2 separate regions of the Homo sapiens genome follow, and region 1 is linked to region 2. Evidence: chromatin loops called from intact Hi-C (ENCODE). Cell type or tissue: endothelial cell of umbilical vein. All regions are shown on one strand. Each heading gives the region's core, and the rest is flanking DNA. Links, peaks and the distances in the headings are about the cores only. Region 1 has its middle 150 kb from the start of MIR5011. Region 2 has its middle 160 kb from the start of DSEL-AS1.

The links. Peaks named below come from ENCODE experiments on the same cell type or tissue, not always from the same donor. Only the 100,000 strongest peaks of a DNase experiment are listed, where the experiment ranks them.
Region 1: it touches region 2 in a loop (4-fold over the local background); 1 of 110 quality-filtered maps calls a loop at or near these places.

The regions. Positions count from the first base shown.
Region 1 is chr18:67,230,448-67,235,838 of GRCh38, forward strand. No RefSeq gene overlaps it. Among named protein-coding and RNA genes, the nearest start is that of MIR5011, 150 kb to the left of the region's middle. In endothelial cell of umbilical vein, for the core only: no CTCF peak of the experiment used is centred there; a DNase peak (open chromatin) is centred at 2,104; H3K27ac peaks cover 1,882 bases.
Region 2 is chr18:67,357,438-67,362,828 of GRCh38, forward strand. No RefSeq gene overlaps it. Among named protein-coding and RNA genes, the nearest start is that of DSEL-AS1, 160 kb to the right of the region's middle. In endothelial cell of umbilical vein, for the core only: no CTCF peak of the experiment used is centred there; a DNase peak (open chromatin) is centred at 2,914; H3K4me3 peaks cover 261 bases; H3K27ac peaks cover 1,945 bases.

The DNA.
Region 1 (5,391 bases), core at 211-5,210, 130 kb before region 2:
TTGTAGATAAATGTTCTTGTTTCAAGGTGGGGAATCACAAACTATGTTGATGCTCTAATGCAGCCTTAATTTTTTTCCTAGGAAAATGCACAGAAAAAAAAATTTACATTTTATTTTGACAGATCTGTTTGCCCCCAAAAGACTCTCTAGTGATTGCCTAGAGATCTATGAGTGCCACCAACTGGAGAACTGCTTTACCAGATTATGTGTCACAAATCTTAAGTGTTCTTAATTGAAATTATGAGCTGAGTTTCAAAAGATGAGAAAGGTTTAGTGTTTGGGATTGATGCATCAACACATATTATGTGTCTTGTATCAGTCACCCACTAATCCACAGAAATTTCAAGTAGAGTATCTATATTCAGGAGATGGCTATGTAAAGTAATCTCTCCTTACTTGTTGGTTTATTGCTCCTCAATTTCAGTATAGAACTTTATTTCCGGTGATCAGAGTCAGACTACCTGGGGAAATAAGAAATTCTTTGTTCTTCACTAGATTAATTGGCTAGACTTTTATCCTAGCTTTAACTCCTGGATTTATTTAAAACAAAAAACTGGAAATGTGCATCACTCGACAACTAAGGAAATTTTCCAAACATACTCTTATACTAAATTCATGAAAGAGAGAGACTCAAATGATTGTTTTTCTAAATATATGTGCCACTTGTGCAAAGGTTTCCTTCTTAACGCCAGAGAACTTCTTAATGTCTTGACTATCACCAAGTTGTACAAAATGTCTTCCTACTTGAGAGTGACATTTGGGGAGGGTAATTTGATAAATTCGCTTATTTTTGTTTTGATTTTTTGTTTTCTCTTAATTCAGTGAGTATAAAAGCCATTTTTTAAGGGTAGAGATATTGATGTCTCTAAGGAGAAATGTAAGAGGTGTATTTCCTCCCTCCCTCCCTCCTTTCCTGCCTGCCTGCCTTCAGAGATGGAATCTCTCTCTGTTGCCCAGACTATAGTGCACTGGCATGATCTCGGCTCACTGCAGTCTCTGCCTCCTGGGTTCCAGTGATTCTCCTGCCTCAGCCTCCGGAGTACTGGGACTACAGGCGCACCCCACCACGCCAGGCTAATATTTGTACTTGGGGTAAAGATGGGATTTCGCCATGTTGGCCAGGCTGGTGTTGAACTTCTGACCTCAAGTTATCCACCCACCTCGGCCTCCCAAAGTGCTGGGATTACAGCGTGAGCCACCGCCCCCCACCCTTAATATCTTTCTTCATGTCATATGAGCCACTGCGCCCCACCCTTACTATCTTTCTTAATATCATACTGATCTTGGCCTATGAAGCGCCTGATTTCTATCTAGACAAAACTTAAGTTTATTTAAAATTATTCTTCAAACGGTACACCAGGAAAATAAATAGCCACATCATTTTTGTCCTTTTTCTAATCAAATGGAGCTGAGTTACTTCATCAATTGTTTTTATGGACTGTGCAATTTGTGAGAGCATAGCCTAAATGATATGGTTCCTCTCAAATGGCCATAATCTACTGCACTGTAAATCTTAGCAAATGAACATCAATGCATCTTTAACACCTTGATATATAGAGAAATTAAAGTCCCCAAAGTTATGTTTCCCCTCCTCTTTTATATAGAGAAATTAAAGTCTCAGTAAATATTATTCTCTAAATAATATATTGCCATCACGTGAGCATTTGTTCCCAAACCGCAAATAAGTTCGTGTACAAGGTCAATTAGACCACATAGACGTGAAGCTTAACTTGTAGTGAGCTGGGACTTACACACAAAGAGTGAAATAACTCCTTTAATTACTTTACCAGAAGTTCACTACTGTGTTCCAGGCTGACCACTTTAATGACAGGGAGCGTGGTAAGTTGAAGGCGGAAGCTAATGATAAGAAAACAGAGTAATTTCCACGATAGGTTTATTTGATAGCTCCCGTTAAGTCTATGCTACCAGAAAATTCTGCTTATTATCTAGCATTTTCATTTTCCTTTTGAAGGTTGAATGCAGTGAAAATGAACTGTGTCCTTCTATTCCATGCAAATCTGATGTACGAAAATGAGCCAAGCATTGCAGCACAGCGTTGCACATACACATAACTGTCTGAATAACAGGAAGGGAAGAAAAAGGAAGACAATGGGAGAAATTGCACTGCCCTGAGTCAGAAATCAGATCTGTTGCCATACAGCTGCCGTTATGTGATCATTTGCAAGTCAACGTTTCTCAATTGTTTAGTCATTTGTAAGACAAAAAGACTGGTTGGATTTCAGAGAATTTTGAATCCTCCTTTCAGGTTTAACAAGCAATAAATGATACTCTTCAGTGTAAAAATAATGCCAAGACATTATTTGACTTTAAATTAAATTCAAACAAGATATCTTGCTACAGTTAAAAGCTGAAATAAGTCGTTTATAATAAAGCGCATTTCCTCTTCTAAAGAAGAAAATCTCGAAGTCCTGTCTTTGAGATTAAAATTCCTGAACAAATTTCTAGAATAAATTTGAAGAGATTAAAACTGACGAATTCTGTACACAATCCAAATGTCACAAAGTACAGTGATTCACTCAAGGGGAAAGGATTATTACTTTTGAGTATTATCCCTTGCTTTCCAGTTCACATTATATTGAGTTGAATTATAGTGACTGAAATTGGCATAAAATTAATATAATAATGCCAACCGTTAGCAAAAAATTACATAAGGAAATTATTAGAAGTCATATCATATTGCTAATTCTCCAAGCAAGGATTCATACAATTATGCAATATTTGCTTCCCAAAACAAGCATATTTTTAAAGCCATTGTGAAATCCAACAGGACTGATGATGACTTCTTTTCACCTAAAGAGCTTGTTCTAATTTAGTAATTCTCTCTCTCTCTCTCTATATATATATATATCTCTCTCTGTCTGTCTCTCCCTCCCTCCCTGTCTCATCTGATCTATCTGCATGAGGAAAATTTTCTCTAATTTCCCATTGATAAGCTCCCAGAAGAAGGTGGTCCTAGTCTTCCAAAAGGATAAGCACAGTTTGGCAGCTCATTTCAATTTCGTGGCAGTATACTGCAGTACACAAAGTTGTTATGCAGGTAAGCCATGTCCTGCAAACAGATGTTTGTAGTCATAAATTAAAAATTAATACCCATAAGGCTAATTGCCAGCTGTTGCTCAATGAATTCTGAACGTCAGAGAGAAGGATGGATGTTGCTATTAAACTCTAAAACAACGCTATCTGAAACTATGATTTGAACCAGACCTTTGATTTATTGAATAGTCAATGTCTATCAACTCTCATTAAATATTCTACATAATTTTTTGTAGTCCAAGAGATTTGGGAAAGTATAAATTGTTATGTATACACTATAGGCCAAATACTGCAAATTAAATAGGTTACCTAGTTATTATTTCAAATACGCAAGGAAGATGTTATTTTCTCAATTTTAAAAATTAGGTCACTGAAGATCACATAAAATAATTAAGATGTTTAGAATCTCTAAGCAGTGGAAGAATTACTGTGTAAACTTCCACATACCATGTGGAATCAAAATATTAAAAAGAAGCCAGTCGTGGTGGCTCCTGCCTGTAATCCCAGCTATTTGAGAGGCTGAGGCAGGAGGATCACTTTAAGCCAGGAGTTTGAGATCAGCCTGTGCAACATAGCAAGACCTCATCCCTAAAAAAATTTAAAAACAAAATAAAATAATTAACCCATAAAATAAGTGTAAGAAGCACTAATTACATTTGATGTCCCAGTAGGAACACATATTTTTATAACACTGAATTTTTTTTTAAATCCCTCTCATTGCTTTGATTGTCCTGTTACCTGAAGCCTGTCACATGTGTTTAGACTCCCAATTAGTCTGCAGCACAAGGAGGTCATAAAGGTTGAATAGTGAGTGGGTAAGCTTCAAGTCCAACAGTATAAAGCCGATGCCCGTTCCTCTATGCCCTGACATATTATGTTTGTTAACCTGAAAATTCTATCCTGTTGTCTTCCTTGTCTTATAATTTCCAATAGTGTGGAAAATACATTTATTTTAAATCCCTAAAATAGAATGTACTGATTTTTACATTTACTATTTATCAGTTCTGTTAAAAACATACTTCATTATATTATACTGTCCTATAACTTTAAAATGTTTTAATAAGTAACCTATATTTATTTTCACCCTTTGGCAACTGAGATTTTACAAATGTTTGCATTTTGCTTTGCACACAAAGAAAAGTTTATAGTCAGATTTATCCTGCCCAATTTAAATTCATTCCAAAATAAGCACTGTTTTCTTAATGCTTGCTATCCCATGGCAAATCCATACGCTTCCAAACCCTGTATTCTGTATTTTTCAGGTAGCTTCAAAATCAGAGTATCATTTTTGCCTTATTTTAAATTATTTGTTTCGTAATGTATGAATTTTTGAATTAATATAGTTTCAAAGAGGCCAGGTGCAGTGGCTTATATCTGTAATCCCAGCACTTTGGGAGGCCAAGGCGGGCAGATTACCTGAGGTCAGGAGTACGAGACCAGCCTGGCCAACATGGTGAAACCCCATCTCTACTAAAAATACAAAAATTAGCCAGGTGTGGTGGCACATGCCTGTAATTCCAACTACTCGGGAAGCTGAGGCAGGAGAATTGCTTGAGCCTGGGAAGCGAAGGTTGCAGTGAGCCGAGATCGTGCCACTGCACTCCAGCCTGGCCGACAGAGCAAGACTCTGTCTCAAAAAAAAAAAAAATACATATATATATATGTTCAACATTAGCAAAATATGTTTGTAGAAACATATTTAGTTGATATTTAGTTAGGGAGAATGGTTTAAATTTTACTACATAACCCTTAAAAGAATTATTTACCCCAATTTAATAACTAACAGACTAAAGAAGCTCAAATGTTTTATGAGAAGACAAGCAGATAGGCTTCTAATGCTTAAAATTTTGTCCCAATTCTTAACTTTACTAAATATATTAAAATAAAATTTATGTAGTCATATTTCTGTCATTTAAGAAATTAAAAATAAGATATATATTATCTCTTACTCTGGATATTACTGTCTTTTCTATATGGAACTGTTAGTTATTAAAATTTATAGGATTACTCTTAAGATAATTTTACCTATTCGGTTACATTGTTGTAAGGTTCAAAATCAATCAGACATGTAAAGTACAGAGCCTGACACACACACACTTCCTCAATAAGACTGTTTTCTTCACTTGAATGGAAACAATATTACATTACATAAACTTAATGCAAACATTTTTTGAAGTCCAATGATATATTGTGAAGCAAATATTACATTACTTACAATTTAAAAATAGAGTCAGTGAAAGATGTTCCAAGATTTGGAAGTCACAGTAAAGGTCACATAATCCATACTCAAATCTCGGGTGCCAAAATTACTCCTACAGAAATGTGATGAATGATTAC
Region 2 (5,391 bases), core at 101-5,100:
TTCCTGAGGCTTCCCCAGCAATATGGAACTGTGACTCAATTAAACCTCTCTCCTTTATAAATTACCCAGTCTTGGGTATTTTTTTCATGGCAGTGTGAAAACAAACTAATACAGTAAATTGGTACCACAGAGAGTGGGGTGCTGCTGTAAAGATACCCAAAAAAGTGGAAGCGACTTTGGAACTTGGTAGCAGGCAGAGGCTGAAAGAGTTTGGAGGGCTCAGAACAGATATGTGGAAAAGTTTGGAACTTCCTGGAAACTTATCAAATGGCTTTGACCAAAATGCTGATGGTGATATGAACAGTAAAGTCCAGGCCGAGGTGGTCTCAGATGGAGATGAAGAACTTGTTAGAAGCTGGAATAAAGGTCACTCTTGCTATGCTTTAGCAAAGAGATTAGCAGCATTTTGACTCTGTCCTAGAGATCTGTGGAAGTTTGAACTTGAGAGAGATGATTTAGGATATCTGGTGGAAAAAAAAAATTTAAGCAGCAAAACGTCAAAAGGAAGTAGAGCAAAAAAGTTTGGAAAATTTGCAGCTTGATGATGTGATAGAAAAGAAAAACCTGTAGTCCCAGCTACTCGGGAGGCTGAGGCAGGGGAATTGGTGTGAACCCAGGGGGTGGAGCTTGCAGTGAGCTGAGATTGCGCCCCTCCTCTCCAGCCTGGGAGACAGAGCAAGACTCTGCCAAAAAAGAAAAGGCGGGGAGGGGATGGGACGGGAGGGGAGGGGAGGGGGGAGAGGAGGGGAGGGGGGAGACGAGGGGAGGGGAGAACCTGGCCGGATACGGTGACTCACGCCTGTAATCCCAGGATTCTGGGAGGCCGAGGTGGGTTGATCACGAGGTCAGGAGAGCCAGACCATCCTGGCCAACATGGTGAAACCCCTACTAAAAATACAAACATTAACCAGGTGAAGTTGCACAGGCCTGTAGTACCAGCTGCTCAGGAGGCTGAGGCAGGAGAATCGCTTGAACCTGGGAGGCAGAGGTTGCAGTGAGCTGAGATTGCACCACTACACTCCAGCCTGGGTGAGAGAGATTCTGTCTCAAAAAAAAAAAAAAAAAAAAAAAGGAAAGGAAAAGAAAAGAAAAACCCACTTTCTGGGAAGGCATTAGAAATTTGCATAAATAACAGGGAACTGAATGTTAATCACCAAGACAATGGAAAAAATTTATCCAGAGCATGTCAGAGACCTTCATAGCAGCCTCTCCCATCACAGCCCTGGGGGCCTAGGAGAGAAAAATGGTTTACTGGGCCAGGCCCAGGTCCTGCCTGTTCTGTGCAGCCTTGGGACATGGTGCCCTGTATCCCAGCTGCTTCAGCTCCAGTCATGGCTAAAAGGGGCCAAGGTAGGGCTCTAGCCATTGTTTCAGAGAGCACAAGGCCAAAACCTTGGCAGCTTACACGTGGCCTTGGGCCTGTGGGTGCGCAGAAGTCAAGAATTGAGCTTTGGGAATCTCTGCCTAGGTTTCAGAGGATTTGTAGGCGGAAGTTTGCTGCAGGGGTGGTGCCCTCATGGAGAATGTCTGCTAGGACAGTGCAGAGGGGAAATGGGGGGTTGAAGCCCCCACACAGAGTCTCCACTGGGGCACTGCCTGGTGGAGCTGTGAGAAGAGGGCCACTGTCCTCCAGACCCCAGAATGGTAGATCTACCAACAGCTTGCGGCATGCACCTGGAAAAGCCAAGGACGCCTCATGCCAGCCCTTGAAAGCAGCCAGGGGCGGGGCTCTACCCTGCAAAGTCACGGGGTGGAGCTGCTCAAAACCATGGGAGCCCGCCTCTTGCATCAGCGTTGCGTAGGTGTGAGACATGGAGTCAAAGAAGATCATTTCGGGACTTTAATGTTAAATGACTGCCTTATTGGATTTTGGACTTGTATGGGGCCTGTAGCCCTTTATTTTGGCCAATTTATCCCATTTGGAATGGATGTATTTACCCAATTCCTGTACCGCCATTGTATTTAGTAACAAACTTGCTTTTGATTTTACAGGATCATAGGCAGAAGGGACTTGCCTTGTCTCAGATGAGAATTTAGACTGTGGAGTTTTGAGTTAATGCTGGAATGAGTTAAGATTTTGGGGGATTGTTGGAAATGCATAACTGTGTTTGGAAATGTGAGGACATGAGATTTTGGAGCGGTCAGGGGCAGAATGATATGGTTTGGGTCTTTGTCCCCACCCAAATCTCATCTTGATTTGTAATCCCGGTGTGTCAAGGGCAGGAGTTGGTGGAGGTAATTGGATTATGAGGGCAATTTCCCTCGTGCTGTTCTTGTGATAGTGAAATGCCAGCATCAAAGATCTGATGGTTTTATAAGCATCTGACATTTCCCCTCTTGCATTCTTTCTCTCTCCAGCTGCCCTGTGAAGAGGTACCTTCCACTGTAATTGTAATTTTCCTGAGGCTTCCCCAGCAATGTGGAATTGTGAGTCAATTAAACCTCCTTCCTTTATAAATTACCCAGTCTTGGGTATTTCTTTATAACAATGTGAGAATGGACTAATACAGTGGGACTTGCCTTTTCTTACATATCTAGTTTGGTTTGCTATAATAAATATATGAATAATGCTTTAGGAATAGCATCCGACTTATATTGTTACATTAACATGTATTCATGAGGACACTTTGTGGAGTTCCTAATTTACCCCTCAGTCTTTGCTGCTGGAACTCACTGCTGCCCTTAGATTATGTGTACACTCTCTGCTTCCTCTTGTTATCACTCATCAGTTTACTTAAGGTAATAATATTTTTTACTTCATAATCTGTGTCTTAAAGAGAAAGCTGTTAGCCTGTCCTAAATATTGAGACTTGATCAGGCTCTAAGATTACTGTCTGACTCAGGGCCATACCTCTGTGTGTCTGTTCAGAAAATGACTCATGGAATCAGTCTGGAAGCCGGCGAGGTCACATGGTTTTGAAAATGAGAAAATATTCCACGCTGACTCATTTAGGTCATGATAGAATTTTCTTTCTCCGTGTGATTGAAGAGCTACCGAACAGCTGTGGAAGAATACAGCCAATGTCCTGAATAGTATACGGCACCCACAGAGGGAAAAAATAGTTTATACCTGAAAACCTTGTCCTGAAAATTGGAGTGGTCTTTGGGAATTCCCAAGGCATAGAAATAACTAGAAACAAGTTGTTCAATGAGTAAACCTTTCACAGTGTTTATGAAAGTGTGGTCAGGATTTTATTCTCCCGAGGGAGGAAATGTTTCTTCCATCTTGCAGAAACAGCACTTTCAGATAATTTATGTGGCCACCACTTAGAGGAAGCAGACAATACATTTAGAGGCTGAGAATTAAGGAGATGAGGATATTTAGAAGTACTTCAAGAAGAAAACAAAAATTGGAAAAGGAATGATGAGTCTTTTGAAGTTTATTTGCAATGTATCTGTTTATTTTAATTTTCCCCCTTAAGAATAAGAATTTGTTGCAAAAAGGCTACTAATAAATGTGAAACTGAAGAAATAGAGCATACTTCTGAAAACTCACAGATCATGGTTTGAAGAAAACTCTGTGGAAAGTGAAATAAAAAACCAGGATCAATCCTCAGATCAAGAACAATACAGGACAATTCCTTGTCCCCAAATTCACCATAAGAGACACAAATAAAAATTTTAGTGTTAGAAATTCAATTTCAAGTTCAATTTGTTATTCAAAATATTATGTATATTTAAATAAAATCCTTCTATATACAATATAACAACAGTTCATTTAACGCTAGTGCATTCATTACATTTCAGTGTTCAGTGTGAATAGTGCATGTGATGTGAAAATTCTTGTGTTTAAATTCTGGTGAATATGAATGAGGGTAACTTTAGAGCTGGGAAACCAGAAAAGACATTTAAAAATAGGTCTTCAATAAAACTTTTCCCTAAGTTTTACAAATTCCATTTCAATGTTAACTGAACAGGAGACTATTTTTTTATTACTTTTTAATGTTCCTTTATTGGCAAATGTCATTTACAGTGAGAAAATCCAATATTTGCCATATAAGAGAGAGATTTTCCATTGATAGTAGAATTCTTTGAAAAGGTCAAGACTGCACTATTAGTACACTTTTCTTTCCAATGATGTTACACATTTCATCAGCCACCTGAAAGTTAATCCTTGTGATTATCTTTCAATTCCTTGTTACCACAACTTTTCCTTTATATATTATTCCATTTTTATTTTTTGGTGATTTTAATATTATCTCTCTTTCATGAGTATATCTTTCTGTATATTAAAGGAAAGACATGGCTTTCAAATTTCTCAAAATTTTATGTCTAAATTATTTATACCACGTGTGTCAAAACTCCAATACTAATTATGTCTATAATATGACAGTGTACACAGTAGACTTTATTTATATGCCATCATATATTTATAAGTAAGACAAAGTCAAAAGTCGTATTTGATAATGGTTTTAAATACTTTGATAAATTACATATGCATAAATAAATTACTCTGCATACTCTAAATTCCGGGGTAATCGTTTGTTTATTTGTTTGTTTTTACTAGATCTGTTCTATTCAGGAAACAGAAGATAATTAAAAAAAATAAGTCCACACTTGTAATGACTAAAGAGTCAAAAATAGTTGATTAAATAATTGTCTTAAGAGCAGTCGTATTTTCTTTTAATCACTCTAAACTACCTATGTCATAATTTGTTTTAAAAAACTTTTTTGCTTTTTTCTTAAAAATATTGAGAAGTAGAACACAGCATTATTCAAATCTGGGAAAATTTGTAATCACTGTTGAATTCTTATATATAAACTATGGTGAAAATAACAGAATATTAATAAAGTTTAAGGTTTTAAAATAACTAACTACAAAAATTGTCATCCATGTTGTTATGAAATTCTTTTTGTCAGACCTACTCTGAAAAATTGAAAAAAAATTCGTAGACACAAAAAGCAAGTTTATAGTTAAATTCATCCAATATAGCCTATCTAATATACTAATATAGATAATCTAACTGCTTTTAAAATATAAGAATTATTTTATAAGTCTTTTGGAAAGAAGGTATTTATTTAGAGCCTCTGCCTCCCTTTAATTAATCAAAAATTGAAGAATCCTCTTTTGATATGAAGTATGGTAAAGACAAAAATATTTATTTATATAAGCTAATTTTTAAAATTCTGTTCTTACATTTAGCATATTTTTTTGGCTGTTGAGTAAGACAATAGCCAAAATTCATAATTTGTAAACTTTCTTTTTAAAAATATTTCAAAATAGGTTTAATAATTTTCTTTCTTAATTTATCTGTGTGAAACTACCAACGAAAAGGTGATGAATTCAAGTCAGAAAAATTTTATCAATTGGAGATCCTACTAAAAATTGCAAGAAGTGATTATAATCGATGTCTACTATAGGAAATTTGAGACATTTCTTTCATTATGACT